Linked DNA regions of Homo sapiens: region 2 is linked to region 1. A link is an interaction called in ENCODE POLR2A ChIA-PET data of the cell type or tissue named here. Cell type or tissue: PC-9. All regions are shown on one strand.

Region 1 (2,500 bases):
AGTCTTGCCCTGGCTCATTCAAAAAGACAAGTAGTAGAGACCTCATCTAGAAGAATGTTTATGCTAATTTCTGCAAACTACAAAACACAGATGCTGCCACAACCACCAAACAGAATAGAGAAAATTTACTCAGTAGAACAAGATATTTAAATCTAAAATTTGGGGCACAGTGGCTCATGCTTGTAATCCTCACATTTTGGGAGGCGGAGGCAGGAGGATTACTTGAGCTCAGGAGTTTGAGACCAGCCTAGGTAATATATTGAGATCCTCATCTCTACCAAAAAAAATAAATAAAATTAGCTGGGCATGGTGGTGTGCACCTGTGGTCCCAGCTACTTGGGCGGATCACTTAAGTACAGGAGATTGAGGCTGCAGTGAGCCGTGATCGCACCACTGTACTCCAGCCTGGGAGACAGAACAAGACCCTGTCTCAAAAAAAAAAAAAAAAAAAAAAAAAAAGCTTAGACTCATTCTCATACTAATAATTGGGGGTTTGTGTAAAACATCACATAAAAAGAAGCCGGCCAGGCAAGGGCCCCCTTAACTGCCATTTGAGGAAGTGAGGCCATCAGAGTGGGCTTTATATGGAATCAATTTCCTTTAAAAGATGATGTAATACCTTTCACTCCTTCTAAACTATGTAAGAAATACAATCAAAGTTCTCTTTCTGTAACCAGATGACCAAAAAAAAAAAAAAAACAAAGAAAGAAAATCATTGAGCCATTCCTACAGAACCTGGTCTTTTACCGTGTTTTTCTGTGAGATGGTTTTAACAAATATTTTATATTGCTTAGAAAAATATTGGTATTTCCTGATGTCTCTTCACTTGAAGGAAAGACTGGGGCAGTTTGACTGGGGCTGAGGATGCTGGGATCAGAGAATAAATGAAGATCCCAGGTGCTCATTTGGCTTAACTTCACCAGCTCCGGAAAATCCGAGGCTGTCCTGGAGGCTGGAGCAGCGGGCAGGGCAAGGCTGGAGGAGGCTCAAGGAGCCAGGGCCTCTTGTCCAGCCACTGGCAGAGGCACTGGGGCAGCCATGTGGGCTCCGTGGCATCTCGGGACCTTGCCTGATATGAAGGATGTCATTTAGGGCAGGAGACAAAAAGCCTCTAAACCTCATTATTTGTTCATGAGAGCCTCGAGTCTAGCTGCATCTCTTCTGGGTCTCGGTAAACAACTCCAGGAGGGCCTGGCCTTTTAAAGAGCTCATTAAATATCGCCCCCAAGTAGCACTTCAAGAAGAAAGTCAGCTGCAGCATGGCTCCCACCTCGCCGCCTGGGGCATGGAAGCATCTAGCACAGAGGGCTCCTGCCGTGTGGCCAGTTCTCGAGATGGAGACTGAAGAGGCCGACTAGCCAACAATGAGCACTCGCCGCAACCTACCCTAGACTTCTCCTTTGTCCCTGCAGCCCTGGGGCCTAGGCTGAGCACAGAGAACCAAGAGCTCAGCTTTGCCCCCAGCAGGCAGAAGGGCTGTGGAGTTCTGGGGGGGCAGGGCTCTTTCCGGTGGCTCCGAGGAGCTGTGCCATTGATCTCCTTACTGGGGTGGGCATGGCACAGCTCTGCCCGCAGTCAACCCTGTCTGAGATGCTGGTGCCTGGGGGAGCTGGGAGATGTCACAGGCCATAGAAAGAAGGGAGGGTCTTCAAGGGTGGGGCAGTTTGGAGCCAGGCAATGACAAGCCTTAGATGCTTCCCAGGGAAGTTTCCAAACCAGAAGGGGTGACAGTGGTCTGGGGGTGTTCTTCTCGGAAGTGGCCCATTTTGTTGCCCTGAGAAGTTGGCATCTCCTGGGCTGCCCAGCTCCCTGGGCTGCAAGAGCTGGAATCTCATACCACTGGCTCCCTAGACATGCATGGGGGAGTCTTCTAGAGCACCTGAGCAGGAGGCCAGAGGATTCACAACCCCTAAGGAAAGGTGTCTGTGGGTCTCTGGCAATAACAGGGCCGTGTCCATGTAACACTGGAGAAGGGGGAGAGCCTGGCGTGCAGGCCAGTGCTTGCTCTAAAGGGAACAAGGAGCCCGGGTAGAACCAGGTGAGGAGATAGTGTGGAAGTTGAACGGCCAGCCGGCATCCCCAGGCACGATGGGTGGAGGAAGTCCTTGTTTCGGGAGGAAGCCAGTGCCACCATCCCTCCCCACCCAGGGGCAAGCAGGCTGCAGCGGGGAGAGACAGTCACAGGCTGAAGAGACATCATACCCCTGGGAGACAGGGGTGTGTTGGCGGGGGCGGGGACAGCTAATCCTCCCACCCCAGGCATCTCCTTGGCCTGCCACTGCCACCCCCAGTAGGCCCAAAGTGTCCTGCCAGGCACCAGAAAGAGCCAGTCCTCCCATCCCTGAGCTACGTGGCCCCCCTGGAGTCCTGCGATGCTGGGACCTGAAGGGTGGATGCAAATGGCTTGGGGCAGCTACAGCCTCCCAGGGGCAGGCGGGAGGCCCTTCAGCCTGCACCTGGACCAGAGCCCAGCAGCCAGATGGAGAAAGCGAGGAAGGGG
Region 2 (2,500 bases), 880 kb before region 1:
AATCAAACCACCATTTCCAGAAAATAAAAGAAGTCCCCTCACAATCTAAGGAGAAGGGGGAATCATACAATTGAGATACAATCCTTTGACCATGACTCACACTTTTATAGAGTAATTCAGTGTTTTAGGATGAGATTATTCACATTATCTGACTTTTTCATTTTCAGAAGAAATCTGAATCTTGGACCATTTCCCACTGTAATAAAGTGTCCTGGCCAGGTGTGGTGGTTCACACCTGTAATCTCAGCACTTTGGGAGGCCGAGGTGGGTGGATCACGAGGTCAGGAGTTCAAGACAAGCCTGGACAAGACGGTGAAACCCCGTTTCTACTACAGCTACAAAAATTAGCCAGGTGTGGTGGCAGATGCCTGTAATGCCAGCTACTTGGGAGGCTGAGGCAGGAGAATCGCTTGAACCTGGGCAGCAGAGGTTGCAGTGAGCTGAGATCGCACCACCGCACTCCAGCCTGGGTGACAGAGTGCGACTTCATCTAAAAAAAAAAGTGTCCCACTGCTGTGGGGAACACCCTCAGGAAGTTATATTTTATTGACCCATCCTGGCAGCTGACAGGTTGGAAAAAAGCGCTGGTAGAGGAGCAATCACAGGTGAGCCTTGGCAGTTCTCAGGGATGGTTACAGATGCTTTGAACTCCAGGTCTCTTAGGGTAACCCCTCACCATAGTAAAGAGTTAGGAGCCTCTAAATCAATGAACTGTTTGCCTTAGCTGAACAGTGGTGTTGCTTAGGAGCTTAAAAAAAAATCCTGATACTTGGAGCCCATCCCAGGTGCAGCCTGAGGTGGGGGGGGAAGTTAAAGCTCCCCAGGTGGATCTGATGTGCAATCAAGATTGACAATCACTGCTATAAAGTGATTTAGCAAGTCATTTATCTTGTGTAGCCTGTGGATTCCCCCAACAATAGGGCATCCCCCAAGAATGATTCAGAGCTAGCCTCACAAAGGCTGCTGTAGATACTGTGAAAAGAAAATACAGACTTGGCACCCCAATTCACTCTGCCAAAAGAAAAAAATTAAGCTGAAAGCTGAGTCATGCAAGCAACTGCCTTTCCTTTTATTCCTAAGCAGTTAGTCACAGAGAAAGGGTTATATAGCTCCACAGGTAGCTACTCTATGTTCACCTTATTTTATGTAAAAGTGCTGATTTACTGAGTGTGAGATGAATACAAAATTGATGATTCCCCTATCTGCACCTTTTCTCTTGCAACACGTGGATGACTGTACCCTCCCTTTCTCCTCCAGCCCCCTTTTCCCCTTTAAATGTTGAAGTCCTCAAAATCATCTTTGGAGAAAGGCACAGGTAACAGACTGTTTCTGTGATTCTGTGTTTATTTCTTCTGGGCACCTCCCTACCCTTGGCTAAATTAACTTCCGGATTGATTGAGACCAGTCTCAGATATTTTGTGGTTTACAATACAAATGAGGTGATTACGTTTTATTAAAAGTTGGGACCTTCTGCAGGATGGTGATGAATTCATGCTACTCATGGGGCTGAGGCAGGAGAATCGCTGGAACCCAGGAGGCAGAGGTTGCAGTGAGCCGAGATCGTGCCACTGCACTCCAGCCTGGGCGACAGAGCGAGACTCCATCTCAGAAAAAAAAAAAAAAGAAGAAGAAAAAAAGAAAAAACCACGGACCTTTCTAAATTTAACAGGTAGCCCAAATGTGCTTACAATGATTAGAACGTAAAAACCATTTGTATTATTCATTTCAAGTATGTTTTCAGTTCTCATTTGATGTAATGGCAGGCAGTGTCATAGTAGACACAATTTTGGAGTCCCATGGACCAGGTTTAAAGCCAGTTCTACACTTACTGGCTGTTCAACCTTCAGTAAGTTACTTAATGTCTCTGAGTGTTGCATATTCTTCCTCTGTAAGATACAGACAATGGTCTGGCCTCCAGTGTTGTAGGATCAAATGAGATCATGTACATTAACGTGCATGTGGCATGCAGTGCGTGCTAAATAAAGGAGAGCTGTTACTGCGCGTTTCTGGCTTGGAAAGCTTCCCTGAGGCTGCTCAACAAATCTGCAGCCACCCTGTACCAGGAAGCTTGGGATAATGGACAATAATTTTAGGTAAATAGATAGAATAAAAGACCTTTCATTTATATAACTATGAGGCCTGCTGTGTTATGTTATGATTTCTGAAACTCAGCAAAAAATGTTTATCTGGCAGGCAGCTTTCCCTGTAGAAAGATTAGTCTAAAATCTGAAATTCCACAGTCTGGAATTCAGGGACTCTCAAACAAAATTCTGAACACACAGTTACCTGTCAATTAAATTAAGTATGACCATCACATTTCACCATGAGTTAGGGGTTCTTATTTTGGGGATCATCTTTAAAACCATATCCAATAATTTCAGAACTAGTTTCTGTTGCTTATTTTCATAGGACTTATGAAACATAATATCTAAGACCAACTTATTGGATGGTTTGGAAAATATTGGGACATTTCATATCCTGGCCTTCTTCTGAGTCTTTT

Evidence for each region. Peaks named below come from ENCODE experiments on the same cell type or tissue, not always from the same donor. Only the 100,000 strongest peaks of a DNase experiment are listed, where the experiment ranks them.
Region 2: POLR2A ChIA-PET joins it to region 1 with 8 read pairs; 2 of 35 experiments call an interaction of 5 or more read pairs at or near these places.

What each region holds. Positions count from the first base shown.
Region 1 is chr2:230,937,715-230,940,214 of GRCh38, forward strand. It overlaps a transcript of GPR55 not described here. Among named protein-coding and RNA genes, the nearest start is that of GPR55, 14 kb to the left of the region's middle. RefSeq lists enhancers at 1,745-2,285, 2,286-2,500. In PC-9, no CTCF peak of the experiment used is centred here; no DNase peak of the experiment used is centred here; H3K27me3 peaks cover 1,877 bases.
Region 2 is chr2:230,053,288-230,055,787 of GRCh38, forward strand. All of the region lies in intron 2 of SLC16A14 (solute carrier family 16 member 14), which reads right to left. Among named protein-coding and RNA genes, the nearest start is that of SLC16A14, 14 kb to the right of the region's middle. In PC-9, no CTCF peak of the experiment used is centred here; a DNase peak (open chromatin) is centred at 1,014; H3K4me3 peaks cover 594 bases; H3K27ac peaks cover 2,500 bases.